Regions from separate parts of the Homo sapiens genome. Here region 2 is linked to region 1. A link is an interaction called in ENCODE POLR2A ChIA-PET data of the cell type or tissue named here. Cell type or tissue: A673. All regions are shown on one strand. Each heading gives the region's core, and the rest is flanking DNA. Links, peaks and the distances in the headings are about the cores only.

Region 1 (14,938 bases), core at 5,799-13,798:
AAATATTCTGAAACAGTTTCCATTGTAAGGAAAGAGAAAAGCAGTCAGGTGCCATGCTTCGGTCGAGAAAACTAGTAGATGGCTCACAAGAACACTCTATCGCTACTGTCTGTGCCTCTGTCACAACAAATATCCTGATCCTTCAGTTTTCAGGGTGCAGGGCAGTTTTCCAGGTAGTCTCAGACTGACACAGTTTTCCCCCCTTTCTTACTGGTAGTTCTCACGATAACTGTACAATATGCTGAGAATGCAATATCCTGATAATCAGTTGACATTGGCCAGAACAACCCAGGCTCTGTTATAGTCCCTGCTTGAAACAGAATGGTCCTCAACGCTCCAGCAAATCACATCCTGGGATATAAAACCCAAGGTGGGCTGCTTTCTGGGGTCACTCAGTTGTAGTGCAAGTGAAGCACCTGCAGTCAAGGCTCCATCCATCTGCTCTGGATACTTTCCTGATCTTGTGGTAGCAGTTCATATCGAATCCTAGACTTCTGTTGTCTTTTGTTTCCTATTTGTAAGTAGTAAATTCACTTCATGGGTTTTATGTGTGAATGTGTTTGATCTCGTTCTCAGAAAAGTCGGTAGTCATTGCACAGTGAACCCGCTTCATAATTGGTGAAAACACCTATGGCCCCCTTGTGCCACAGCAAAGAGGTTAATTCAGCCAGACATAAACTTAATGTTCTTAAAACTCTGTAGCACAATTATTACCATGTGGGAGGCCTTTAACAATGGTGATGCTGATTTGAAGAACTCTGAAGGAAGAAATTTACACAAATGGGTTGGGTACGTGGGAGTCCCTCCTAGCTGAAAGCAACCCTTACTCCCCTCCGCCTAAAAAGAGTGGATAAAAACTGAAACGGGTTTAAAATTTCACCTAATTGGAAATACAAAGTTTACTAAAATAATATTTAAAATAAAAGGTTAAATGAGTGCTCATTGAATTTTATGCCTCCACAAAATAGGTTGGGAATTAACTTCAACATTTGTTGAAAGGCACCAAAATTGAGAAGCCTCCGTGTCTGAAATTCACATGTGGCTCAAAGAATATACCTAGGGATACCCCGAAGTTTAAATGTGGTATCCCCTAGGATATTATGACGAATTACTGTACATAAGACAGGTGGTCTTCCTTTAACTCTGAAAACCATATTATGTTGCCTAAATTCTCCATAATGCACCGCTCTGCAATATCCTATAGTGGACATGGGTTTCCTGACCAATGAGTACTAAAATTGTGTGCGACCCACCTATGTTCTCGTCAAAATGGAAACCCCTGAATCCCACCAGTTAGAAAAATATGACAGAATGTCAGATTTTTGGAATATATAAGTTCTTCAGAAGGTTATTAGGTATTGATTCCATTTTATTAATAGATATAAATATATTTAGATTACCTATTTTTCCTGTGTTTTAGTATTAATAGATTGTGTCTTTTATTCATCCAGTTGGTCTAAGTTACCAAGTTTGTGGGTTATGGAGATTGTAATATTCTTTATTCTTTTATCATCCATGGGATCTCTAATATAAAGGTCTCTTTTAATTCTTATATTATTAGGTTCGTGCAAAAATAATTGTGGTTTTGGACCATGAATTTTAAATTTTTATAACTAGGCTGCAACACATCTTTATTAATCAAAATAGAAACCATTACAATGGGCTGGGCGCAGTGGCTCATGCCTGTAATCCCAGCACTTTGGGAGGCTGAGGTGGGCGGATCACGAGGTCAGGAGTTTGAGACCAGCCTGACCAACATGGTGAAACCCCGTCTCTACTAAAAATACAAAAATTAGCCGGGTGTGGTGGCGTGTGCCTGTAATCCCAGCTACTCAAGAGGCTGAGGCAGGAGAATCACTTGAACCGAGGAGGCAGAGGTTGCAGTGAGCCGAGATCGCACCATTGCACTCTGGCCTGGGTGACAGAGTGAGACTCTGTCTTAAAACAAAGAAGAACCATTACAACCAACACACTTTTGCCAATGAGAAATAAGCTTGTTTATTCCATGCTTCAGGATTCGATGAACTCTTTGGAAAGCATTTTCTGCATCATGCTGGTTGTGGAAATATTTTCCCTGCAAAAAGTTGTCAAGATGCTTAAAGAAGTGGTAGTTGGTTGGCGAGAGATCAGATGAATATGGCAGATGAGGCAAAACTTTGTAGCCCAGTTTATTCAACTTTTGAAGCCTTGGTTGTATGACACGTGGTCAGGTGTTGTGGAGAATTGGCCCTTCCTGTTGACCAATGCTGGCTACAGGTGCTGCAGTTTTTGGTGCGTCTCATCAATAGCTGGGCGTACTTCTCAGATGTAATGATTTCACCAGGATTCAGAAAGCTGCAGTGGATCAGAAGACCATCAGCTGACCACCAAACACTGACCATGACTTTTTTTGGTGCAAGTTTGACTTTGGGAAGTGGTTTGGAGCTTCTCAGTCCAGCCACTGAGCTGGCTGTTGTATAAAATCCACTTTTCGTGGCATGTCACAATCTGATCAAGAAATGGTTCATTGTCGTTTCATAGAATAAGAGAAGACGACACTTCAAAAGGATGATTTTTTAAATTTTTGGTCAGCTCATGAGGCACCCACTTATCAAGCTTTTTCACCTTTCCAATTGGCTTCAAATGCCAGATGACCATAGAATGGCCGACGTTCAGTTCTTCACCAACTTCTCGTGTAGCTGTAAGAGGATCGGCTTCAATGGTTGCTCTCAATTGGTCGTTGTCAACTTCCGGTGACTGCCCACTATGTTCCTCATCTTCAAGCCTCTCGCCTCCTTTGCAAAACTTTTTTTTTTTTTTTTTTTTTGAGACGGAGTCTCGCTCTGTCACCCAGTCTGGACTGCAGTTGCGTGATCTCGGCTCACTGCAACCTCCGCCTCCCAGGTTCAAGCGATTCTCCTGCCTCAGCCTCCCGAGCAGCTGGGACTACAGGCATATACCACCACACCTGGCTAATTGTGTATTTTTAGTAGAGACGGGGTTTCACCATATTGGCCATGCTGGTCTCGAACTCCTGACCTTGTGATCCGCCCGCCTCAGCCTCCCAAAGTGCTGGGATTACAGGCGTGAGCCACCGCACCCGGCCTCTGCAAAACTTCTTGAACCACCATTGCACTGTACATTCATTAGCAGTTCCTGGCAAAATGCGTTGTTGATGTGAGTTGTCTCCGCTGCTTTACGACCCATTTTGAACTTGAATAAGAAAGTCGCTTGAATTTGCTTTTTGTCTAACATCTTTTCCATAGTCTAAAATAAGTAATAAGTCATTACAAAAAAAAAAAAGCAAGAAATGCCCATTAAAATGATGTATAACATAACCACATTTACTTAAGAGGGTATGCCGGTATCAAACAGCAAATTCCAAGAATGCAAAAACTGCAATTACTTTTGTACTCACCTTATAGTAATTTGTGTGATTTCTTTTTTTCTTTTTATTAGCCTTGCTTGATAGTTATCAATTTTGTTGATCTTTATGAAGAAACAGCTATTGTTCTATTGAGTTCTTCTGTTGATTTTCTATTTTCAGTGCCATTGACTTGTCATCTTGTTGTTTTTATTTCTTTCGACTGAATTTGTTCTTTTTTCTTTAGTGACCTAAAGTAGAAAATTACATCATTGGGTGTATAATTTTATTTGTTTGTAATGTATGCATTCAACGTTGTAAATTTCTAAGCAATACTTTCACTGCATTCCAGAAGTTTTGATATTATATATTTTTATTTTCAGACTGGACACATGGTTCATGCTTATAATCCCACCACTTTGGGAGTCCTAGGCAGAAGGATTGCTTGGTGCTTGGAGCCAAGTGTTACAGCCTAGCCCGGGCAAAATAGAGACACTGTCTCTACAAAAAATTTTAAAAATTAGCCAGACGTAGTGGTACGCACTTACACTCCTAGCTACTCATGAGGAGGCTGAGGCAGGAGGATTGCTTGAGCCTAAGAATTTAAGGCTGCAGTGAGATATGATCATGCCACTGCACTTCAGCCTGGGTGATAGAGCGAAACCCTATCTTTTACATGTGTATGTGTGCGTGTGTGCTTTGTGTTGTGTGTATGTGTATATTTTTTCATTTTTAATATATTTAAAGCACCATAAAAGTGGAAAGGAACAATTGTTCTCTGAATTGACAGTGTGAGTTTTAATTCACAGTTGTAATAGCAAAAGATTAGAAATAATTCAAGTACCTATTTAGAAAATATTGGATAAATGGCCTCATCATACACACTTAAAAATGAGGGGCAGCATTTATTGATATGAAAAGATTTGCAGGATTTGTCAATTGAAAATAACATATATTGCAATGTTTACACCATTTTACCTTTCTACAGCTGTTATGGTCATCTGCAGAGGCAGGTGGCCCCCAGCCACAAGTCCATAATTGAGGTCTTTGGGGAGAGCAGGGCAGGACTCTCAAACAGGCGAAAAGTGGCCTGAGAGCGTAAGAAAAGGAGAATAGCTTAGGTTTTTGTTATGGTTTGGGGCCAGGGTGAGAGTTTGTATATGCATGTACTGAAGAAGAGCCTTGTGTAGTAGTTTGCTTTTTCTGCTGGCACCAAAAGAGGAGGCACCCAGGCTTGCTTATCACCTTGAGTAGAGGTGGGGCATAGTGGCCGGACACAGTGGCTCATGCCTGTAATTCCAACACTTTGGGAGGCCGAGGAGGGCGGATCACAAGTTCAGGAGTTCAAGACCAGCCTGGCCAACATAGTGAAACCCCCGTCTCTACTAAAAATACAAAAATTAGCCAGGTGTGGTGGCAGGAGCCTATAGTCCCAGCTACTCGGGAGGCTGAGGCAGGGGAATTGCTTGAACCCAGGAGGCAGAGGTTGCAGTGAGCCCAGACCACACCATTGCACCCCAGCCTGGGTGACAGCACTCTGTGAGTCTCTGTCTAAAAAAAAAAATACAAATATTAGCTGGGCATGGTGGCGTGTGCCTGTAATCCCAGCTACTCGGGAGGCTGAGGCAGGAGAATTGCTTGAACCAGGACCCAGGAGGCAGAGGTTGCAGTGAGCCGAGATCACACCACTGCACTCCAGCCTGGGCTACAGAGCGAGACTCTCTCTCTCTCTCTCTCTCTCTCTCTCTCTCTCTCTCTCTCTCTCTCTCTCTCTCTCTCTCTATATATATATATATATATATATATATATATATGTATGTATATATGCCGGGCGCGGTGGCTCATGCCTGTAATCCCAGCACTTTGGGAGGCCGAGGCGGGCAGATCACCTGAGGTCAGGAGTTCGAGACCAGCCTGACCAACATGGAGAAACCCCAAAGTCTCTACTAAAAATACAAAATTAGCCAGGTGTGGTGGCGCATGCCTATAATCCCAGCTACTCGGGACGGTGAGGCAGGAGACGCTCTTGAACCCGGGAGGCGGAGGTTGCAGTGAGCCGAGATTGCACCATTGCACTCCAGCCTGGGCATGCCAAGAGCGAAACTCCATCTCAAACAAAAACAAACAAACAAAAAATATACACACACATACACACTTGAAGTGTTATCCAATCAGAACAGAGATTAAATGAGGACCTCATTTAAATCTGAATGGGGGTCCTTGTCACACCTGCCATTTTTTCACCTTTGCAGCTGGGCTTCTCTCTTCCCTGCTGGACTCTGCTATTTCCCACAAGGTGTTCAGAGAGTCTGCCCTGAATCCTACCACAAGGAGATGAGAAGCACAGAGTGACAGCAGCAGGAGAACATAAAGACACAGGTAACAGTTGTCCTCCTCCTGCAGAGTCCGGAGCAGTGTGCACCTACCGCTGGTGCCCTAGCTAAGCCTGGGGGCAACATGCCCGAGGATAGTCTGGGAGTGCTGCAGTCACGGTCCCCACAATAGGCACCCAGCCTGTGCCCTTGCACTCTGCATGACCGTGGCCATTGTCACCTCAGAGGTCCCTGGGTACAGAGCAATGCATCCTACCAGAGCCGCGTGTGAGGAAGGACCACGTGAGTCCCGGGGAATGGCTGAAGCCGTCCAGGAGGAGGTGGCCAGGACCGAGACTGATGCCTGTGTGGAGAAATCTGTGGGTGTGAGTGGCACTGTAGCGTCAGTGCCCGGGTTCTGCTGCTCCCCCTTCTCAAAGATCAGGGCCCAAGCAGGGGCTCGGGTGTGGCCCAAGCCACCACCCATGTGTGAGGCCATCATGGGGACCTGAACACGGTGTCTGCAGACCCCACCCATCCATCGGCCCCAATTCCTGGCCAGCTTCTGCCAAAGTGAGAGGCTGGAATTTGGAAGATGGCTGTAAGCTGAAGCCTGTCCCCTGTCCCCCAGTGGCTGACATACAGCGGTGACACTCTGATGCTACCTTGCCCTCACCTAGCTCGCTCGTACCTGGGATTCGAAGGGGTCTGCCCCAGGTTGCATGCCCACTGCCAATCAGAGGTGAGCACGTCGATGCCTCCTGGATGTGGGCGACTGGTGGTCAAGGCCTGGCAGTACGTGGAGGGCCTTCTCGGAGGGGCCATGGGGTCAGGGAATGGGATGGGACACTAACTCCACCCTGCACAGAAGCCGCAGCCCCCAGCCAAGCAGGCCCAAGGATTCCAGGTGCTGTCCACCCCACATGCGCACTGCCAGGCTCCAGGTGGCCTGGCGGAGAGGGATGGCCTGGTGGGCAGCTGAGAAGCCAAAATAAAGGGGGCGTGCACTGCCTGCCATCTGCAGTCTGGCAGCCACGAGCAGGGAGGCTGTTGCCTGTTGAGCCAGGGGGATTGGGGAAGGGCAGGCAGCCCAGTCGGCCTGATTTACCAGTGAACGAGCTGGGGGTGGAGCCGCTCCTGGCTGAGGGCTGGGGCTGGGGCAGTCTGTTTGGACCTCCTGGGCTCCAGGCTGCCAGCTGCCTCCCCAGGGTCTGAATGTCCTACTGTGACCTGTTTCCTCACCTGGCCCAGAGGACAGATAGGGAAGGCTTGCTTTGAGGATTAGGCAGGGTAATCCCAGTAAGCTCTCATTACCTTGCCCATCCTCCAGGTCTTTTTGATTTCTTTTTTCTCTTCTTTGTTATGAAACTTTGGAGAATTGTCCTCCAGCACGTCTTCAGCTGGGGAGGTGGAAAGGCTGGACCTTGCCCTTGACTTCCGGGCCCCTTCTGGGTGCCCCCTCCTCTTAGGCTTTTTAAAAGCATATACTTAGCACCATACTATGTACCTGAGAGAGCCGCAGAGAACCTCCTGCGTGTCCAAACCAGAACACTTTGTTCCCTGACCCCAGGCCCTCATCACACCCCCAAAGCCCAAATACTTTCAGGCGGCCAGCTTCAGACAAGAGTCTCAACTTGATGCTTGTTTTCTGGGGTCTACACAGGCCCTTATGATGGAGCTACCTCCGTTCCACCCTGTGCCTCCCCCAGTCCATTAGGGGCCTCAACTCTAGTGATCCCTCACTGGGAGCAAGGTTCCCCAGGCAGGGAACGCAGCCCTCCCCAGGATGCTGGCCTGGCCATGTCCTGATGGACATCAGTCCTGGAGCAAGAGGTCCAAGGCAGGGAGTTTCACCCCCCATTTCACCGGGTGTGGTGACCTTTCTGGGTTCCTAGCCTTCAAGATGGGATTTTTACACTGTGCCACAGTGGGGGAAACTGAGGCACAGGGCCAGTGAGTGGTAAAGAAACAAAATCTCTGTGACTAGGAAGCGTGTCCCTCGCCCAGCGCAGCCGCTCCAAGATAGCATCCTTTGGGATGCACCGCTGAGCTGTTCTTGGCACGTGGCATGCACTGTGGTGGAGGTCAGCAGCTTGTGGAGTTGGGGTTGGGGGTGCTGGCAGAAGCAGGTAATTTGGGACCCACCATGGGGAGGAAGGGGACATTGCCCCTTTCCCCACACCTTGGGCACAGCAGGAATTTTCTTCTCTGATGTGTGTGGGCACCAATGCCTATGTGGATGTGGATGTGTCCTCCCCTTTTGTTGACGAAGAAACTTCCTGCAGCCGTTGGGGTGGGTATGGGCACCACATGTGCCTGGCAGCAGGGTGGGGCCTGTGGAGGCTCGGCTAGTCTGTGTCCCACTGCCTCCTCCCCAGGGGAGGCAGACCCTGTGCCCTTAGTGCCCTCATACCCCATCCCTCACATTCTTCAGTTGGCATCCCCCTGCCTGATTCTCCCAACTCAGCCCCTGCCAGGTTTCTCCAGGCCCTGCGGGCCCTGGGATGGGATCAAAGGAGACAGCAACTGTGCTCCCTGCCTCTGCCTGACGTCAGGGATCCCTGGCTGCTATGGCATCTGGTGGGCAGGGTAGGTGGGGAGGTCAGGGGTCAGCTTCTCCATTCCCCAGCCTGCATCGGCTAAGCCGCCAAGTGTAACTGGCCTGGAGGCTGATCTGTGCCCTCCACAGTCCCTTGATGCATTATATTGAAGCCAATCCTTGTGTGAATGACATGACCCGTTGTTATTGCCCAGATCAAACCAGAACCAAAGGACTGTTGCACTTGGGCCCAGAGCCTTGGGCTGAAGCTGCCATGACCACCCTGTTCTCTTCCTTCTGGAGTCCCCAGGACGCTCCCAGGACTGAATGATCCCCACAAAACACAGTGGCCAGGATGGGAGGGGTGGAGGTCAACTCCCCCCCGCTCCTGCCACCACAACCAAGAGGCCATCATGGAGGTTGGCCCTGAGCTGTGGGTTCCTGTGGGATGCAGGCTCCCACGGATACTTCAGGGGATGAGCCTGGGTCCTCCCCTCCTGGCTGACAGGAGCCTGGTGGGCAGTGGGTATGTGGGGCCCGTGTAGGGGGGTTGGGCAGCACTGGGCCTGGCCAGGGAGCCAGGGACTGGTGTGGCCAAAGTGGGCAGCAATATGTTGCCAGAACCAAAACTACAGTGCAACCAGCCCAGCTGGTAGGGAGGAGGAGGCTTGCCTAGCAGGACCATCCACCCCTGTCCTGGCCCCAAGTCCAGCCTGCCTGCCTGTCCTGGCCATTGCCTTGTCTGGGAGGCCTGGGCATGATGGTCAGGTGGTGTGTCCCTGGGTTCCAGGCCTTGGTGGTCCCTTGGGAGCTGAGCATCCTCTGGGCAGGGGGAGGGCCCAGGGTCCACTGTTTGCATCTGCCCCTGGGGCTGTGCCTCCACTCCAGCTTCTCAGCCCTCATGGGGATGTGGCCAGGGCTCCTCACCTGCTCTGTGGCTCCAGCTCTGATCAGCTCACTTGGCGACTCTGACAGCTTCCTCCCCAAAGCTGGGGTCCTCATCTGTGAGAATGGGGTGTCCCAGGCCCCCTGCAGGCAGGAACCCACCCCCAGCTACTCTGGTGGGCCCTCCTGGGGCTTTCTTACCTACTGGCTTGTGAGACCCAGTTGGCCAAACTTGGTGTCCTATTTTTATTTTGGCCTTTTTCTTAGTGTGTGTTTTCTGTAACTACTGCTGTGTGGAACTTCTATATGAGTTTTAGGTAGAGAATCTTGTCCACCCAGAGATCCCCCACCCCAGAGAGCCTCCACTTCAGCCCCCGCTGGGCTGGTCCTGCCTGTGCTCTGCTTGGTGTGAATGTTGAGTGTGATGGATCCACACTGCTGCTTGACCCTGCATCTCCTTCCTTCTTGTTGCTGAGGCCAGTTCTGTTCTCTCTTTCTCCACCTGAACTGCGCTTGAAGCCAAGATGAAGGATGAGAAGTGGTTGCTTAGAAGGACCCGTCCTGCAGTGAATCTGCTGTGAGGAGGCTGCGCTGGCCCAGCCTGTCGTTTCCTTCTTTTTTTTTTTTTTTTTTGAGATGGAGTTTTGCTCTCGTTGCCCAGGCTAGAGTGTAGTGGTGCAATCTCAGCTCGTTGCAACCTCTGCTTTCCAGTTTCAAGAGATTCTCCTGCCTCAGCCTCCGGAGTAGCTGGGATTACAGGCAGCCGCCACCATGCCCAGCTAATTTTTTTTGTATTTTTAGTAGAGATGGGGTTTCACCATGTTGGTCAGGCTGGTCTCAAACTGCTGACCTCGTGATCCACCCGCCTCGGCCTCCCAAAGTGCTGGGATTACAGGCGTGAGCCACCGCACCCAGCATGTCATTTCCTTCTCTAAGCTCGTTCCAGAGGTCGGCAAGGGGCAGCCTGTCCCTGCCTGATCTTGTGGTCCATGAATCAAGAATGGATTTCACATTTCCAAATGGTTGAACAAATAAAAAAATAATACTTTATGGCACTGAGAAGTTTCCATGTCCCTAAGTAGAGTGTTATGGGGCTGCCGTCATGCCCACCTCTTCACAGGCTGTCTCAGAGGGCTGCTGTCGAGCAGCCATGGCAGAGTTGCATCCTCGAGGCAAGGATCAGTTGGCAAAGCTGAAAATACTGACTCCTGGCTCTTTAGGGAAACAGTTTCCAGTGCCTGGTTAAAGGGCTGTGTGGCAGGACCCCAGGATCTTGGTCAGATTGTTCCTCACTCAGGGCCTGCTGTGGCCTTCGCTGCTATGTCTGCAAAGTCTGGGTGCTATGGTGACTCTCATGGGGGCGTTGAGCTCTGTCATGCTAGATTTCAGGGTGTCTGCCTCATGGTCATCTGTCTCACCAACAGAGACCCTGTGGCCAGATTCAAACTAGCAGGAACAGTTGGTCTTTGGCAGCAGGGATACCTTAGAGCTGAGCTGCCACTCACCCAGAGGTGGTCCCATGCCACCCACTGTCTGGGTCAAGGTTGGGGCAGGGCTGGTGTCCTGAACTGCATTCTGATGGGGCCCCAGTGGCTGCTGGTGCTGAATGCCTTGCAAGAGAACGCTGAGGCCAACAGCCGCTGGCAGCGGCTCACCCAGGTTATGTGTACTGTGCCCTTCTGTGTGCGAGTGACAGGTGAGTGCCTGCAGGGGTCACCTGTGTGGCCCCTGTGTGGCCCTCCTGTGTGGAGGGGGCCAGAGGTTAAATTTCCCTGAGCAGCTGTGTGGTCCAGGAGCAGCCAAGGGGTCTCTGGAGGTGTGGCTGCCACAACCCTACCCTGAAGGTCTTGCTTGTCATTGGTAGAGAGGAGAGGACCCCCAGGAGGTGCTGCCTGAGGGGCTCCATTCCCGCTTGTGAGGGGCGCCTAGGGTCCTCCTGGGGCGAGTCAGAGCCTGAGCCCTTGGGGTGAAAGTCCCTTCCCCCAGCTGAGAAGCAGCAGGCACCGGGGCGTGGGCTGCCTCAGGGCCCCCGCCCACTCACACCCTCTCCTGCATTACAGGTGCTCCCTCCTCAGGAGGTGAGGAAGATGGGAGGATGAGTCTAAGACACAGGTGAGACCAGATTCCAGGCACATAGGCTGGCCGGGGGTGAGGCCTGCTTCCCACACAAGCCCTGCGCTCAACAGGCAGGTGAGGGACTGAGGCCTGGGGCATGACCTCCTTGGGGTCAAATCCAGGGTTGGGTCACCTCGGGATGAAAGAGGGGCTGGGCCATCAAAATGGCTCTGGGTCCCTGGCCCTGGGGTCTGTGTGCCAGGCTGGAGGTGGGAGGGAGACACTCATGCTGCAGATGAGGAGAGTGAGGCACAGGGCTCTTTGGATTCCAGGAGCTGTGACAAGGCCAGGGCTTTGGTATTGAATGTGGGTGAGAGGGGCAATCGCAGGTGTGAGTACAACAGGGCGGGACGGGTCAGGTGGTTGCCCATCAATGATAGACTGAATAAAGAAAAATATGGTACATATACACGATGGAATACTACGCAGCCATAAAAAGGAACGAGATCATGTCCTTTGCAGGGACGTGGATAAAGCTGGAAGCCATTATCCTCAGCAAACTAACGCAGGAACAGAAAACCAAATGCTGCATGATCTCACTTATAAATTGGGGCTGAATGATGAAAACACATGGATATAGGGAGGGGAACAGCACACACTGGGGGCTGTCAGGAGGTGGGATTCAGGGAAGGAGAGCATTAGGGAAAAGAGCTAATGCATGCTGGGCTTAATACCTAGGTGATGAGTTGACAGGTGCAGCAAATCACCATGGCACACATTTACCCATGTGACAAACCTACACATCCTGCACATGTATCCTGGAACTTAAAAATTTTTAAAGTGTCTGTTCATGTCCTTTGCCAACTTTTTAATAGGGTTGTTTGTTTTTTTCTTGTAAATTTGCTTAAATTCCTTATTTACATTTGCTAAAATTCTTTATTCCTTAGATCTTTGTCAGATGCATAGTTTGCAAAAATTTTCTCCCATTCTGTAGGTTGTCTGTTAATAGTTTCTTTCACTGTGCAGAAGCTCTTTAGTTTAATTAGATACCATTTGTCGATATTTGCTTCTGTTGCAATTGCTTTTGGCATCTTTATCGTGAAATCTTAGCCCGTGCCTATGTCCTGAATGGTATTGCCTAGGTTGTCTTCCAGGATTTTTATAGTTTTGGTTTTTACATTTAAGTCTTTAATCTACCTTGAGTTAATTTTTGTATATGGTGTAAGGAAGGGGTCCGGTTTCAATTTTCTGCATATGGCTAGACAGCTATTCCAGGTGTTTGTTTGTCTGTTTGTTTTGAGATGAAAGTCTTGCTCTGTTGCCCAGGCTGGAGTGCAGTGGCACAATCTTGGCTCACCACAACCTCTGCCTCCCAGGTTCAAGCAATTCCCCTGCCTCAGCCTCCCAAGTAGCTGGGATTACATGTGCCTGCCACCATGCCTGGCTAATTTTTGTATTTTTGGTAGAGATGGGGGTTTCACCATGTTGGCCAGGCTGGTCTTGAGCTCCTTACCTCAAGCTATCTGCCCACCTCGGCCTCCCAAAGTGTGGGATTACAGGCGTGAGCCATCGCACCCAGCCCATTGCTGATTTTTGTCAGGTTTGTGGAAGATCAGATAGTTGTAGGCATGTGATCTTATTTCTGGGCCTTCTATTTGTTCCATTTGTCTATGTGTCTGTTCTTGTACTAGTACCATGCTGTTTTGGTTACTGTAGCCCTGTCGTATAGTTTGAAGTCAGGTTCCACGAGGCCTCTAGCTTTGCTCTTTTTGCTTAGGATTGTCTTGGCTATTTGGGCTCTTTTTTTGGTTCCATATAAATTTTAATACCAAGTCCTGGCAGAGACACAACAAAAAAAAGAAAATTTGAAGCCAATATCCTTGATGAACATCCATGCAAAAATCTTCAACAAAATACTGGCAAACTGAATATAGCAGCACATCAAAAATCTTATTCACCACGATCAAATAGGCTTCATCGCTAGCATGCAAGTTTGTTTCAACATATACAAGTCAATTAATGTGATTCATTGCATAAACAGAACTACAGAAAAAAACCACATCATCATCTCAATAGATGCAGAAAAGGCTTTTGATAAAACTCAACATCGCTTCATGCTAAGAACTCTCAATAAATTAGGTATTGAAGGAACATACCTCAAAATAATAAGAGCCATATATGACAAACCCACAGAAAACATCATACTGAATGAACAAAAGTTGGAAGCATTCCCCTTTAAAATTGGCACAAGACAAGGACGCTCTCTCTCACCACTCCTATTTAACATAGATATTGGAAGTTCTGGTCAGGGCAATCAGGCAAGTGAGAGAAATAAAGGGCATTCAAATAGGAAGAGAAGAAGTCATATGATCCCTGTTTGCAGATAACATGATCCAGTATCTAGAAAACCCCATGGTCTCAGCCCAAAAGCTTCTTAAGCTGATAAGCAACTTCAGCAAAGTCTCAGGATACAAAATCAATGGCAAAAATGTCTAGCATTTCTATACATCAACAACAGTCAAACAGAGCAAAATCATAAATGAACTCCCATTCACAATTGCCACAAAAAGAATAAAACACCTAGGAATACAGCTTACTAGGGAGGTGAAAGATCTGCACAAGGAGAACTACAAACCCCTGCTAAAGAAACCAGAGATGACACAAACAAATGGAAAAACATTCCATGCTCATGGATAAGAAGAATCAATATCATTAAAATGGCCACACTGCCCAAAGCAATTTTTGGATGCAATGCTATTCCCATTAAACTAACACTGATATTCTTCACAGAACTGTCTCTGTCCTGATTTTTTAATTTTTCTTTTTTCTTACTATAGGTTTACTTTGCCTGTAATCATACAAAAGATATTATGTCCAGCTGTCTCACTCAGCACATTCATGAGGCTCATCTAGGGCATGCTCTTCAGTTGTTTTTGTTCCTTTGTATCTCTGAGTAGTATTCTGTTGTAATGTTAGACTTGGAACCAACCCAAATGCCCATCAATGATAGAGTGGATAAAGAAAATGTGGTACATATGCACGAAGGAATACTATGCAACCATAAAAAAGATGAGTTCGTGTCCTTTGCAGGGACATGGATGAAGCTGGAAACCATCATTCTCAGCAAACTAACACAAGAACAGAAAACCAAGAACCACATGTTCTCACTCATAGGTGGGAGTTGAACAGTGAGAACACATGGATGCAGGGAGGGGAACATTACACACCAGAGCCTGTTGGGGGATGGGGGCTAGGGGAGGGATAGCATCAGGAGAAATAAATACCTAATGTAGATGATGGGTTGATGGGTGCAGCAAACCACCATGGCACGTGTATACCTATGTAACAAAACTGCATGTTCTGCACATGTACCCCAGAACTTAAAGTATAATTAAAAAATGCAAGAAAAAAAAAGGAAGCGTTTCTTTTATATATTGGTGATCACACATATACCACATCCATGTAGATTTCCCATTGCCATAAAGCAAATGGAAAAACACATAAGCTGACGGCAGACATTTCAAAAGTGATTGCGCCCGTAAGGGAGATCCGAATTACAACTTATGTTACAGTTATAGAACTTACATTTAAAATGTTTTTCAATACAATGAGGGAAACAGAAAAAATATAATAGTGTGCAAAGAACAAGAAACTCTCCGCTTGACAAGCCATATTTGGAAAAGAGCTAAATATGAAGTAAATAATTGAAAATGTAATTAATATGCTTAATATACAACATATGGGTTAAATGTTAAGTTATTCTGAGCTGATGAGAACATTACTTAACTGGTATATTGAGCAAAA
Region 2 (16,070 bases), core at 4,741-12,740, 180 kb after region 1:
AACATTTACTAATACAATTGATTTGTAAGATAAATAATAATAAGTATATATTATAGTTTCTTTATGTGGAAGAAGAAAAAGCAGAACCTGAGTGATCTTAAATATGTAACATCTACAGTTACATATATAACATCTATAAGCTCTTAAACATGTTATCAGTGAACCTCTGATTGGGGGGGTTATAGTTAATTTTTCCTTATTAAAAATCTCATGTGTTTTGTATCTTAGTATTATCTATGTTTGGGAAGTAGAAGTAACATGCAACTAGTTTTTCCTTATAATTAGGAAGTTTTATTGGTGATGAGTTTGGATTAGAACCTGAACAGTGTCATGAGTAGAAAAGTCCAGGGCCCTAGATGTTATAAAATTTTCAGAAAATCTCGTTTTCTGATTTCATTTACCTGAATAAGATCTTAATGTGTAACTTAGATTGTGTAATACATCAGAGAACCATACTAAAGAAGGCTTTCTCTTATGGATCTTGTTCTAATGAAAGATATTGCAGAAGACTTTTCTGAATATAAGCTTCGTAGCCATCTTCCCAGCAGGCAGAGAGCAAAACATATGTATCAGTCATTTCTCTCTTGACAGCGCCATTCTCTTGAATGTTAAAAGGAACAACAGTACTTTCTATATGCCAGGCATTGTACGATGACTTCATTGGAGTGGTGTAAAACTTTTTTCTAAGTAGCCACTATTCTGTGTAACTGAGAATGAAATCATTTATTTGATCCCAGTTATACAGGTAAGTGGCAGAAAGGATCTTGGAACCTTGGCGTTCTCAGACCCCACTGTACCATGCTACTTTCTTAAACTGTGGCCTCCCTTAGCTATAAACTTACATATCCAACTAATGTACTTGGATGCTTGATGGACATCTCAAATTTAGAAGTTACCATTCATCTGGTTGCTCAAGCAGAAATTCGGAGTCTGTACTTGATTCTTGTTTTACTCACCTCCCTGTGTCTCATTCATCAGCAAGGAAATCCAATTAGTTCTCCCTCTAAGTTGAATCTCCAGTCAACCCACTTTTCTCTATTCGGTCACCTAGCAGGTGTCGTCTTCCACCCAGTGCGGCTACTCTGTGCTTCTCCTTGTCCATTCTTTGCTTAGCAGCTGGAGTAACATTTAAAAACATGCATAAATCAGATAGTTACTGACTTGATTTAAATCAGATAGTCACCTCTATGACTTTACATTGCAGGCAGGGTAAAATCCAAACATGACTAATAGGCGGAGAAGAGGTTCTGAGACTTCCTATCATTATGCTAGTTATGTCTTAATTTCTTAATTGGACTGTGAACTCTTTAGGGATAGAATAATATGTTCTATTTTATAACTGCCATAACTTCTAGTTTAAATCGTTTAAGCCTTAGTAGTTAAAGCATGAGTTTTGGAGTTAAACAGGCTTGGGATCTACTTCTGCCTGTGCTACTTTTTGACTTTGGGAAGGTTAAACAGTATTCAGGTTTAGCTGCCTTATCTCTACATTGAGGTGTGATAAGGAATAAATGAGATAACATTCAAGCACATACCATGGTGGTGGCTTTTACTGAATGACTATTATTATTATTATTTGAGATGAAGTCTTGCTCTGTCACGCAGGCTGGAGTGCAGTGGCATGATCTCGGCTTACTCCAAGCTCCACCTCCCAGGTTCACGCCACTGAATGACTATTATTATTGTAATGATAGTTGCTTGATTAAAAGATTTCAATGTGGAGATAATATGTAAAGTTTTATGTAATGAACATATAGTTGTATGTAAATGAGCTAACCGTTATTGCATGTTTTGTGTATATACAATATTAAAATAGGCAATTTTTTTTTCTTCTAGGGAAAAATGGACTTGCTTGCTTGGCTTGTGGTCCACAACTTGAGGTAGTAAACTCTATAACAGGAGAGCGATTGTCTGCTTACAGATTCAGTGGAGTCAATGAACAGCCTCCTGTAGTTTTAGCTGTGAAAGAATTCTCTTGGCAGAAGAGAACTGGATTATTAATAGGATTGGAAGAAACAGAAGGGAGTGTTCTCTGTCTTTATGACCTTGGAATATCAAAAGTAGTTAAAGCAGTTGTTCTTCCTGGAAGGGTAGGTACTGTTTAAGATACCTGGACATTTCTCTTTCAAAACTGAACCCCTGCTGGTTATATAGGTGTGTTACTTTTTGAAATTTCACTGACCCGCAACATTTACAATTTGTATACTTTTATGTAAATGTGTTACTCTTAGGTAAAGTGTTTAGAATAAAAATGAGGTTAAAGATGATATGTTATTCAAGGAACTTAACATTTAAAATGTAACTTTCTTATTGGTTAAAACGTTCCAGAGTAAAAATAGCAATGACATGTAATGTTCTGATACTCTTTTTTTGTGAAAAGTATCATCTAAATCTTGTTCTTATCTCCAGTTGTGTTCTATGAGGACACTCGAAGTTTATAAAAATGTATTCATTACTATTCAATTTTTAAAATGTTTTTACCTTTTAAATTTGCGACAATAGTCTTGGATTGGAGCATTATGGAAAATATATGTTAGATTCCCAGGATGAATAAATTGAACTTGGTCTGTGCTTTTAGAGAGCTTATAGTCTAGTGGGAGAAGACAAATGAATAAGACTAGCATAAATATAGTGAATACTTTAATAAATTTAAGCACTTGGAACATGTAGAATGGGTAATTTCTAGTCAAAAGAGTTGGACATTTTAGATAAAGAGACTAGCATGGAAAAATAGTAGTACAGGGAGCATTTGGGAAACTAGACTTGATTTAGAATGGCTGAGGGAGGGATGAGGGGAAGGAAGAATAGGGGGCCAGAAACGTTAGGTTTTAGATTGTGAATGGCCTTATTTGTAATGAGGGGCTCCTTTGAAATCAACGGTGAAGTAATTTTTTTTTTTGTTTTTGAGACAGAGTCGCTCTGTCAGCAGGCTGGAGTGCAGTGGCACGATCTCAGCTCACTGCAACCTCTGTGTCCCGGGTTCAACCGATTCTCCTGCCTTAGCCTCCTGAGTAGCTGGGACTACAGGCGTGCACCACCACGCCCAGCTAATTTTTGTATTTTTAGTAGAGATGGGGTTTCACCCTGTTGGCCAGGCTGCTCTCGATCTCTTGACCTCGTGATCCACCTGCCTTAGCCTCCCAAAGTGCTGGGATTACAGGCATGAGCCACCACGCCCGGCCAGTGGTGAAGTAATTTTAAGTAGAACTCTCATGTAAAAGGCTTGCTTGGATTGGGTCAGCGAGGATATTGTGAGAATAGAAACAAGTAGACTATTGCCATTCAGGTAAATAATGATGAGGAGCTGAACCAAGGAAATGACAGTAGAAATGGAGAAGATGGGGCAGATTCAGAACACATACAGAAGGAAACATGGACACTCATTGATCATTTGGATGAGGAATTGAGAAGAAACAAGGTTCCTGAACTGGTTGCTCAGTTGAATGCATGGTTGGTGTATGGAAGAGAGAATATAGAATAAGGAAAAGATGGGGGAGTAGCGATAGACACTTTCAAAAGTTCAACCTACTAGCTGTTTTTTGGGTAGGGTGCAGTATACACTCATTATGTTTATTTTTGTCTTCTAAAATTAAGGTAATAGTATTAATCACTTCATATAGTATTTTTATGAGGAATGTAAACTTAGATTCGCTACTCCTCACTGAGGAATTGAATATGCTTTAGTATTTATAGACATTATTACAGTAATTAGAAAAGAAAAAGTGATGAAGTTACAGCTTTCAGAATTAGAAACACTGAGTAATGTTTTGTATACTGATATAGAGAAAGAGCCAGGCTTTTGTCTGTAGTAAGTTACAGCCTGAAACAACTTTTAGTCTTTTTAACACATGAATCATTGATATCAGATATTTTCTTTTCTTGCCAGAACATTCATCAGTACAGGTTGAGAATCCCCTGTCCAAAATGCCTGGGACTAGAAGTGTTTTAGATTTTGGACTTTTGGATTTGGATGTTCAACCTGTATTAGCGTAGAAATCACCAAACATTTTATCATATATCATACCTAATTAATTTTTATGAATTAATAGGAAACTGAAGGAAAGACAAGTATAAAATATGGATGACTAGTTATAGACATTTAAAATTTGACTCATGAGATGAAGGGGAAAAATATGACTCCATAAAATAGCTAAAGTATACTTTTCTTTAAATAATAGCAATTCTTGTTAAGTGTCAGTGATCCAGTGACTGCCAGAGCTTTATATGAAGTCCAATAGAAAGAAGGTTAGACCTCTTCAGTCTTTAAGGTATAAAGAGGACTTAAAATATCTTTTTTGTTGTTTTTTAAAGAGTAAACAGTAAATTTTTCTGGAATGATTAGTTTTTACTCTTAGGAGAAGAGGCCATAGAATCCTAGAGTAGCTGTTTAAGAGCTTTAAAATGAGAACAATTTAGGTTTGCGTTTTATGCGTAATGATTTTATGGCTTGAATAACTAGACTGACTTTCTAAGCCTCAGGTTATTTCATCTTTAAAGAGAAGTACTCACACATAGTCTACTATCAAAGCATTGTCATGAACATTGAATGAGCCAGGTAACACAATGCCTGGCGTATCAGTAAGCTCTCAGTCAACATCAATTGTTAGTCCAACTGCGTGATTTTTCTATGTATTGAGTAATGGTGTAATTCCTAGTATAGCTGAAGATTTCATTATTCAGATCACAAGTATCAAATGCAAATTTACTCTATAGTCTTAAATCTATTATAACTGATAACCTGCTTTAACTTAAATTTATTGTGTTAATTATATTTTCTTACTTTGCAGAAGAAAAGCAAATCACGTATTATGTTTTCTAGGTAACAGCTATTGAACCTATAATTAATCATGGAGGAGCCAGTGCAAGCACTCAGCATTTACATCCAAGTCTGCGATGGCTTTTTGGAGTGGCAGCTGTGGTCACTGATGTTGGACAGATCCTTCTTGTTGACCTATGTTTGGATGACTTGTCATGCAATCAAAATGAAGTTGAAGCATCAGGTAATCAGTTCTTTACTTGAAACCAAAAATGGAGCACCTGGATATTCTGATGCAATATTTTTTAAAGTAGCCAAATTTTTTTATAGCAGCTGGAGTAAAATAAAAGATATCTTCCTATCTATAAAAAAAAAAAAGGTATTTTAAAATCTTTTTTATTGTCTGGACCTGAGCACAGTGGATACTTCTTGCATAAGATACTGTTTTGTTGATCAGGTGTTCATATGTTCTCAAGTAGGCCTTGAGAAAGGTAGTGATAATTGATTTTATTTGTTTTCATTTACATACCTGAATAAGATCTATTCTTAAGTAAATGCTGGAATAAGGGCTAAATATAAGAAATCTTGAGCCTTATCAGCCAATATGAAATTACCCAGCAATGTAGGATCTAACATAGTGTTCTTGGCATATTGTTTATGTTTGTGTGGTAACACCAAGATAGAAATAAAATATTAGGAAATAACAGTAACTAAAAGTCTTTCTCACAAAATAACATCCTAAAATAGAAGTAATTCTATTCAGATTCAAAGAAAATGAAATACTTTTTCTCCTTTAAATGCTTGTATTTATAAAATTACTTTTTTCCAAGTGCTTTCAGTTTTTGAAAATTGTGAGTCTCTGGTTTATGAAGAAAGGAAGAGCTAACCTTAAAATGTGTTTTTTACTCTTAATTTTTAGAAAAGGAGTATTTGACCCGAAAAAATTTTGACTTTGGCTTTGTGAGGACGTTCTTGGTTTTGTTTTTTTTTTTTGGAGACGGCGTCTCGCTCTGTTGCCAGGCTGGAGTGCAGTGGCGTAATCCCTGCTCACTGCAACCTCCGCCTCCCGTGTTCAAGCAATTCTCCTGCCTCAGCCTCCTGAGTAGCTGAGATTACAGGCACACGCCACCATGCCTGGCTAATTTTTGTATTTTTTTTTTTTTAGTAGAGATGGGGTTTCACCATATTGGCCAGGATGGTCTCGATCTCTTGACCTTGTGATCCGCCCGCCTTGGCCTCCCAAGTGCTGGGATTACAGGTGTGAGCCACCACACCCGGCACATTCTTGATTTTTAAAGCAAGCCTAGAATATCAGTGTAGCTCTTTTCATTTATGGAGCAGCTCAGAAATAGATACAAACTATCAACATTTTATGTAGTTTATAATGAACATAACTAATAAAAATTGTCAGTGTATAAAAAAACCGATTAAAACTGCCAGTGGTGGAAGCGGGAGGGGAGGCTGCAGTGAACCGAGATCACGCCACTGCACTCCAGCCTGGGCGACAGAGCAAGAATCCATCTCAAAGAAAACAAAAACAAAAAAACTGCAAGTGATAAAAACTATACTTAACAAGAAATGGAAGAGCCAAAATCATCTGAACAAAACTTAAATATGCAAAATCAGACCTGAAAAAATTTGATTTGGCAGAAATAATGGTCATACATGCACTTTAAAATATCTTAATAGAAGAGCTGGGCGCCGTGGCTCATGCCTGGAATCCCAGCACTTTGGGAGGCCAAGGCGGGTGGATCACTTGAGGTCGGGAGTTTGAGACCAGCCTGACCAACATGGAGAAACCCCGTCTCTACTAAAAAATATAAAATTAGCCAGGTGTGGTGGCGCATGCCTCTAATCCCAGCTACTCAGGAGGCTGAGGCAGGAGAATCACTTGAACCTGGGAGGTGGAGGCTGCAGTGAGCCGAGATTGCGCCATTGCATTCCAGCCTGGGCAACAAGAGTGAAACTCCATCTCAAAAAAAAAAAAAAAAAAAAAGAATCTTCATAGATAGACACTATACCTTAAAATTTGGTATGTATACAAACCTGATTGATTAATAAAATTTTTATGTGAAGTTTAAATGAAAAGAATTGATGAGCAAAAGCAATAACTAAAAATGAATTTATAGATTATCAGAAATAGTTTGACTGCTTTTTATGGAACATTAATCAAAGAAGTAGGCTTGATAGGCTTTTGTTTCATAGTGTATTTTGTGGTTATAGGTGTAAGGCTAATTAAAATGCTTATATTCGTAATTAAAACTCCCTTCAAGTCAATATGGTGGCGTTAAAACATCCTTCATTTCAGAGGTCAGTAATCAGTAGGTGCACAAGGATAATTTTATAACGAAAGTCTCTGGATTGTGATCAGAACCATTTCTCAATTTTGAGAATTGGAAGCAGTTGGACTTTATAGCACAAAAAATTAAGCTTTAGGGTTTAATGCAAAATAAATTTTATTGATTACAAAAGTAATTTATGATTACAACTGTTTAGGCTTCACTGAAATACACCAAGGTAGGAAATGAAGTTCCAAACATACAGCATAAATATTGTTCTGCAGCTTCCCCAGACTTAACCGGTTTCTTATACATCTTTCCACATCAGAACACATAGGGCTTACCCATTTCTTTTGAGTAAATTTGTAGTATCCCATTGTGTGAACTGTTTGTTGTGGCAAAATCTAATCTCTTCTCTGAAAAAGACATCAGAAGCAGAAGTGATTTGGGGGTGGGGGCCCTGTTCTAGGACAGTGTGATATGATTTTTCCCCCTTTATAACAATGAGAGAATCTGCTCTTGCACAGTGGTTATATTAATATATGAGTCTGAGTTTTTAAATTTTTTTATTGAAGATTTCAGACATCTTCAGATAGTTAGAAGAATACAAGAGTTCCCATAAACCCATCACCCAAATTCAAGTTAATTTTCAACATTTGCTATATGTGTGTCTGTTTAGTTCATTCCCCTTTCCTCCTTTCCCTCTTTTCTTCTGTGTTAGTTTAAAGCAAATAGGGATATTTTATTACATAATCATAATGCCAATAACACTTCTTTGGTATAGTGTGTTATCTAGACTATAATCAAATTGATGTGATTATCCAAAGCATCTTTTTACATTTGGATTGTTTGGATTGGAATTCAAATACAGTCTGCACATTAATTGCATTTGACAGTTAAGTCTCAAGTCTCCTTGAACGTACAGCAATCCTCTTTCTGTCCTCTCTGTTTTTATTTTTAGTGCCATTGACTTGCTGAAGTTATCTGATAGAATGTTCCACATTTTGGAATTAACTGTGCTTTCATGTGGTATCATTTTCGATTTTCTGCAAATTAAATTAGCTCTGGTTATAGATGAAGGTTTAGTATTTTGGCAAGGTAGTTTGGAAGTGCTGAGTACTTCATATTGTATCACATCAGGAGACACATAGTGTCTAGTAGTTTCAATTAGTGATCAGTGGATTCACATGGTGACAGCATGATCCTTCCTTTTTAAAGTCTGTCATCAACTTTAAACTAGTGGTTCTCAGCAGGGGGTGAATTTTGTCCTCCAGGAGATGTTTGGCAATGTTAGAAGACATTTTTGATTGTTACTGCTGGTGCTACTTGCTACTAGTAGTTAGAGACTAATGATGTGGCTTAGCGTCCTACAGTGTACAGGATAGCCCTCTGCAGGGTAGTTCCCCCTTATCTGCGAGGGATACATTCCAAGAACCCCAGTGGATGCCGAAACCACAGCTAGTACTGAACCCTGCACACATTATGATTTTTCCTTATTAAATCAAGAACTTTGACCTCTTCATTTAAAGGAAGCACTTTACAGCTTCTCTTTGGCATATCTGAATTGCCAGCATGACCACTCTTGTGCTTTGAGGCTGTTAAGTCAAATAAGGGTTACTTGAACACAAGCACTGCAATACTGCGACAGTTGATCTGAGAACCAAGATGGCTACTAAGGGTGGCTTATACAGTGTGGATACACTGGACAAAGGTATGATTTATGTCCCTTTGATGGTAGCAGATTTCATCATACCACTCAGAGCAGCATGCAAATTTTTTTTTTTTTTTTTTTTTTTTTTTTTGAGAGGCTGGAGTGCAGTGGCGCAATCTCGGCTCACTGCAACCTCTGCCTCCTGGGTTCAGGTGATTCTTCTGCCTCAGCCTCCCAAGTAGCTGGGACTACAGTTGCACACCACCATGTGCGGCCAATTTTTTTTTTTTTTTTTTTTAGTAGAGCCGAGGTTTCACCATATTGGTCAGGCTGGTCTTGAACTCCTGACTTCATGATCTGCCTGCCTCAGCCTCCCAAAGTGCTGGGATTACAGGCATGAGCCACCTCACCTGGCTGAATTTTATATATATATAAATAGATAGATAGATAGATAGATAGATAGATATAGATATATATAGATATAGAATTATCTGTTTAATATTTTTGGACTTTGGTTTACTACAGGTAACGGAAATTGGAGAGTGAAACTGTAAATAATGAGAGGGAATACTGTAATGCCAAAATTATAAAACCTTACTTTGAGCTAATTGTTTCATTCATTAAGATTCTTTTTTTTTTTTTTCTTTTGAGACGGAGTCTTGCTCTGTCACCCAGGCTGGGGTGCAGTGGCTCAATCTTGGCTCACGGCAAGCTCTGCCTCCCGGATTCACACCATTCTCCTCCTGCCTCAGCCTCCCCAGCAGCTGGGACTACAGGCGCACGCCGCCATGCCCGGCTAATTTTTTTTTTTTTTTTTTTTTTAGTAGAGACTGGGTTTCACCGTGTTAGCCAGGATGGTCTCAATCTCCTGACCTTGTGATCCGCCCACCTTGGCCTTCCAAAGTGCTGAGATTACAGGCGTGAGCCACCGTGCCCGGCCTAAGATTCTTGGATAAGTCCCTTATTTCATTAAGGGCTGCAAAATGATGATTTTTATGTTCTGTCAATGTAAAGAATAATTTTCTCATTAATTAGGGCTTTCTGGTCACTCTGAAACACAATGTCTACAGAACAGGCAGGATAAATGTTTAGTGTTTCTTAAGTACTAATTTTCAGAGTAAGCAGGTGATACCTAGTTACTCCAATTGTTCAATATAAGGTCTTTTGTAGGTGGGGAGGGTAGGCTTCCCCCTTGCCCCACCCCTCTTTTTTTTTTTTTTTTGTATCCCTGTGAATTTTTCAGGTTTGGCATATTTAATGTGTTTCATTAATTTTATTGTTTTTGATGCCCAAAATGTCCTGTCATTGGTAATGAGAGCCCCTTCATGTTGTCTGATACATTCCCTTTCATCTGTGATAGCTTCCTAGATTATTGGCATAAGATGTACCAGGCTCATTTTATGTATTTTCTTCCCCCTGACCCGGAATCAGCCATTGCTCCAAGGAAGGTATTTAGGTAGTAGTTCTAAATTTCAATAAAGAAATAAATCAGTTTTATTTATGGTTGTTAACCCTAAAAAAATTCTATCTTAGATAATATTTGAGATGTACTGAGAGAATTTTTAAATATTATATAATTGAATGTGTTTTTTAAATTGTGGCATTTAAATAGATAAGGATGGCAATTTTCTAGTTTAACATACTTTTTTGTTATCACTAATCTTTTAATTTCAATTAACTTCATTTAACTCAGTTGACTTCATTTGCAGCTTGAATAATGGATGACATATTTGCTTTTAATGCTGTTTCTAGTTTTTTAACTTCATTTGTCTAATTTGTGGTTTTAGATCTTGAAGTTCTAACTGGTATCCCAGCTGAAGTACCACACATTAGAGAAAGTGTAATGAGACAAGGGCGCCATCTGTGTTTCCAGTTAGTAAGTCCAACAGGAACAGCTGTTTCAACTCTTAGTTACATAAGCAGGACAAATCAGCTTGCTGTAGGTTTTTCTGATGGCTATCTAGCACTTTGGAACATGAAAAGCATGAAAAGAGAGTAAGTATAACTTTTTTCCCTTATTTGATTATAGGTAGTTTTTTTGCATATAGCTTGTACTCATTTACTAATATTTGAAAGTTAGCATAGTGAGAAAAGGGTGGGTAGATTAATGATTGAATGAATGATTGAGATGACTAATTTTTCATGGCATTAAATCAATGTGAATACCATAAAGGAGTGACTTAGCACATGAATTTAGCTTTATTTTTTTTCAGTGTTTATTTAAAAGGCATTACAGTCATGTGTTTAACATGCTAGTAAAGCATGACTTTGTAACTTTACAACGTTTTGGTCAACAACAGTCCTTATGTAAGAAAGGGGTCTCATAAAATTTTACTGTATTTTGATTGTACCTTTTTAATGTTTAAGATACCATTGTGTTATAGTTGCCTGCAGTATTCCATACAGTAACATGCTGTACAGGTTAGTAGACTAAGAGCAACAGGCTATACCATCTAGCCTAGGTATATAGTAGGCTATCTCATCTAGGTTTGTGTTACTAGACTGTATGATGTTTGCACAATGACTGAATCCCTGACGAGCATTTCTCAGAACAGATCCCCTTTTGTTAAGTGACACATGGCTGTGTTTGTATAATATGAGTTCTTTCAGAAGTACCTTCCTAATCATCATCTGTGTAAAGTAACAGCTTAATAAAGAATTCTCAGTTGAGAGGGAAAAAAAAGGATTTTTAAAAATCAAAGTTACAAAATACTTGTGTTTTAAATTTTTTCTGCTGTCAAAAAGTCCCCAAAATATAATTATATTGATACTTTGTAGCTAAGTTAATTTGTGTTAAGCGTTAAATAGATGCCTATTTGGCCCTTAAGTTGTCAATTTATTTGTTTCTCCATTTTTCCTGAGGCATACTGGTATATTTTATTGAGTAATTTATCTTATAGGAAGTGTATCTCAACTCTCTTTGCTGTTATCCTTTTATCAGCTCTTTTTTTTCTATTTTTTTGGGGGGTGGGGTCTCACTCTGTTGCCCAGGCTGGAGTGCAGTGGCACGATCTTGGCTCACTGCAACCTCCACTTCCCAAGTTCAAGTGATTCTCCTGCCTCAGCCTCCCAAGTAGCTGGGATTACATGTGTGCACCACTGAACCCAGCTAGTTTTTGTATTTTTTTTTTTTAGAGACGGATTTTCACCTTGTTGGTCAGACTGGTCTCGAACTCCTGACCTTGTGATCCACCTGCCTCAGTCTCCCAAAGTGCTGGGATTACAGGTGTGAGCTACCACGCCCGGCTGCCAGTTTGTCAGCTCGTCTTTGAATTTGCTCCTAAAGAAATACCTGCAGTACCTGGCTTCTACAGCAGTGCTTTCTCTAACACTATCATCTCTTGGTCAATTTTTGCTTTTTTAGCAGTTTATGGGAACTCTTCAGTTTCTAACTCATCTTCTGTTGTAGTAGTGGGGAAACTGATGCTAAACCCAAACAGCTGAAAAGTCTCGTGGCAGTATCTCGTCTCTTTGTAGGGCATCTTTTATGGTTGAGCAGTATGTAGGAGTGTACATCAAATATGACTCTTAGGACCAGTTTACACAGACATGAATGCATCCACTTGAGTAATTCTAACACTCCCCAGTTCTACCTCTTGGGCATTGAATATGACTCTTAGGACCAGTTACACGCACACATAAATGCATCCGCTTGACTGCATCTGAGTCTTCCCAGTTCTGTCTCTGGGGGATGGGTGCCATGACCATAGTCTTGATGTCTTGTGCCGTGTGTATTTTTGCAGATAAGATGACTTGGCCATGGCCCACAGATCACTTATTCTGGGGAAGTGTAGGAACAGTGGTTGCCTAACCCAAGTTCTTACATGATGTACCTTTTTCCTTTCTAAAAAATAACTTAAAAATATGAAATATACTAATTTGTTTCAGATATTACATACAATTGGAAAGTGGACAAGTTCCTGTATATGCTGTCACTTTTCAAGAACCTGAGAATGATCCTCGGAATTGCTGTTACTTGTGGGCTGTTCAGTCTACACAAGATAGGTAGGTCTCATACAAACTTTGTTTTGTTTTGTTTTGTTTTTTTGGAGACAGAGTCTCGCTCTGTTGTCCAGGCTGGAGTGCAGTGGCGTGATTTCGGCTCACTGCAACCTCCGCCTCCCGGATTCATGCCATTCTCTCGCTCAGCCTCCCGAGTAGCTGGGACTACAGGTGCCTGTCACCATGCCTGGCTAATTTTTATATTTTCAGTAGAGACGGGGTTTCACCATGTTGGCCAGGCTGGTCTTGAACTCCTGACCTCATGATCTGCCCGCCTCAGCCTCCCAAAGTGCTGGGATTACAGGTGTGAGTCACCACGACTGGCCTGATACATACAATCTTTAAAAATTAGTCAAAAATAGAACAGGTAGTCTATGTAGTTATGTAGTCTTTTTTAGTGAAGGCAACACAATTCTTTCAGTGAATTAGTGAGTAGTAGTTGAAATTATTTTAAAAGTTAAATGGTTGTTTCTACATGCTTGAATAATTCTGAGTTATCAGAAGAAATTGTGCGGACTTACTTGAATGTTTTTCACAGATTGAGAGCCTTGGAACCTTCTAAGTACCCTGCTCTCTTGTTCTCAATCTCAGTACCCTGCTCTCTTATTCTTCAAATATACTTGGAGATTGAGAACAAGAGAGCTGGGTGGGTACTCAGCAAAGGACTAAGGAGTGAATAGTGTGGTATGAGGAATATTAGGAAGGTGTGGTGTGTTAGAAGCCAAGTAAAAGAAATAAGAACTAGTAATAGGAATTATTAAAAGGGATCAACTAGTAGTAAAATTCAGATTCAGATGATGTGGCTCTGGAATCTATGCTCTTAACACTTACTGCATGCTTCGTGCTTGAGTTCACTACAGGGTTGATTTAGTATCTTCACTTTGTGTCTTGATAGGCCTCTCATGGTCGAGGGCAACATCCATATTTTAAAAAAATTTTTTCCCCACCCTTCCCCCAACTGCCCGTTCTCCTTCCCATACTCCCCATTGTCCTTTGAACCTCTACATTTTAAGTAAAAATAGCAAGATGGAGGAAGAGACCAGGATGAAGGCATAAAGGATATTTTGTTTATTAAGGAAGGTTCTGTGAGGTTACTATGGGATAATTCTGTTTACATCCTGGCCACAACTTTACCACAGGGTACTGCACTTAGCTGCAAAGGAAGCTGGGAGATGTTATAGAACTTTAGGCAACCATGTGTTTAAGTAGAGTATAACCATTGAGGAAGGAATATTTGAGAAAGAATATTGAGTAATCAGTCTTTGCTACATAAGATATCTCCTACAGTATGCAAACAGCATCGATTTAGTTGATTAGAATCAATAATAAATATCAATTATTATTTCAAAGGACTACATTTTTATAAAAATTACCGAAAACTAAATTTTTCACAGTGATTTTAGTTTTGTCACATGCACTCAACATTGCAAGCAAACTAAACTTACTTGGACAGTAAGAGATGTTTAATGTATTAATATATTTAGCGTGTCTTCGTTAATTTCTGTTTCAGTGAAGGGGATGTTTTGAGTTTGCATCTGCTGCAGCTGGCCTTTGGTAATAGAAAGTGTTTGGCATCAGGACAAATCTTATATGAGGTAAATGGTCATTGGACTATGGGTTTATATTACCATTTTGTTGTTTTCTATTTTAAATATGTTGTCTTTGTTTTAAGATATTGAAAAGTGATTCTTTTTTTTTTTTTTTTTGAGACAGAGTCTCGCTCTGTCGCCCAGGCTGGAGTGCAGTGGTGCAATCTTGGCTCACTGCAACCTCCGCCACCCGGATTCAAGCAATTCTCTGCCTCAGCCTCTGGAGTAGCTGGGATTACAGGTGCCCGCCACCACGCCTGGCTAATTTTTTTGTATATTTAGCAGAGACGGAGGGGGGGGGGTCTCACCATCTTGGCCAGGCTGGTCTTGAACTCCTGACCTCGTGATCCACCCACCTCGAACTCCCAAAGTGCTGGGATTACAGGTGTGAGCCACCGCACCTGGCTGTGAAAAGCGATTCTTATATTGAAGTTAATATTGTATTCATAATGTAGTAGAAGTAATTTAAATTAGAGATCTGTTTTACCTATTTACCCAGGTAGCATTCTTAACTTCTCAGATACCGTTTTCCTCTACAATGAGGGGACTGGACTAGATTCAAGCTTGTGGCTTAATTGGTACCCAGGAAAAATAATTCCACTTTGTTGCTCTAACATATCAAGCATTAAGCCATAGGGTGATTTTTATAAGAGGACATACGCGTCTGGGCTTTTAGATGGCTGCCTATTTATCTGGCTGAATTCCTGAGGAGATCGGAGGGGTGCTGCTAATAGCTGTATTTTGTTCACCCTCACATACCTGTCTCTAGAACCGACTTTTCTGAACCTAATGTTGGAGGCGTATAGAAACGGGTTTCAGGGAATCAGTAAAGGCCCTGAATTATGTGTTGCATTTTTATGGGCGAAGTCTCATAGCCTTTTGTCAGATTCTTAAAGGTATCAATAAGCTAAAAGTCTAAGAACTATTCTAGAGCAAGAATTTCTGTGAGAACACAGGTATAGTATTGCTGGTCTGAGATATATGCATATATAATTTTGATGGTTATTCCAGTTTACATACCAACCAGTAGTGCATGAGGGCTTCTGTGTTAAATAACTTTAGAAGACTTGTTGGTAATTATTTTTGAGAGACTAAATCTCACTTTTTATTTGTTTTAAAGTATGTAAAATTTTAGAGCCTTTTTCCATGATTGGTTCTCTTCAGTCTAAATTGTTTTCTTTGTATTGTGTGAACAATCTTTAAATTTGGAGAATATTTAATTTTAGAGTGACTTTTTGCCTAGAATCAGATTAATATTTGCGTGTATTTTATGTTACAGGGGTTAGAATACTGTGAAGAAAGATACACCCTGGACCTGACAGGTGGCATGTTCCCTTTGAGGGGACAGACGAGTAATACCAAATTGTTGGGATGCCAGAGTATAGAGAAATTTCGATCTCATGGTGACAGGGAGGAAGGCGTGAATGAAGGTTAGTTAAAGTACTTGAAATATGTCATGTGAAGGCTGGATTTAAAATTTATGACAGGTGTTATTTTCTAGATTTCATACTCCTGGCAGTTCAGAAAATTGGAATAGTAATTAACGGAATTTATTCAGTTCTATATGAGATACTAGATATTTCTTGCTCTCCAGATTGCTATGTATAACTAAACAATAAAATAGATTAGGGTAATGAAGGACCCTTTTATTTTAATCTAGTTCTCAAAACAGGCGATCCCTAGTCTGAACTAGTGTGAGTAGTCTTTGAATGAAGTTTACCCGTGTATTTTTTGAGCCATGTATGGCATACATGCCTTGGTTGTCTTGAATGTTTTCTCTGTCTTCTTTAGTG

The links. Peaks named below come from ENCODE experiments on the same cell type or tissue, not always from the same donor. Only the 100,000 strongest peaks of a DNase experiment are listed, where the experiment ranks them.
Region 2: POLR2A ChIA-PET joins it to region 1 with 18 read pairs; 3 of 35 experiments call an interaction of 5 or more read pairs at or near these places.

Annotation. Positions count from the first base shown.
Region 1 is chr1:247,081,644-247,096,581 of GRCh38, reverse strand. No RefSeq gene overlaps it. Among named protein-coding and RNA genes, the nearest start is that of ZNF670-ZNF695, 10 kb to the right of the region's middle. In A673, for the core only: no CTCF peak of the experiment used is centred there; no DNase peak of the experiment used is centred there.
Region 2 is chr1:246,902,162-246,918,231 of GRCh38, reverse strand. It overlaps AHCTF1 (AT-hook containing transcription factor 1), which reads left to right. Exons shown (of 36, transcript NM_001323342.2): 3 at 1,837-2,090; 4 at 4,820-5,000; 5 at 10,474-10,681; 6 at 12,575-12,691; 7 at 14,199-14,283; 8 at 15,557-15,707. Among named protein-coding and RNA genes, the nearest start is that of AHCTF1, 22 kb to the left of the region's middle. In A673, for the core only: CTCF peaks have their summits at 10,361 and 10,560; DNase peaks (open chromatin) are centred at 8,311 and 10,541.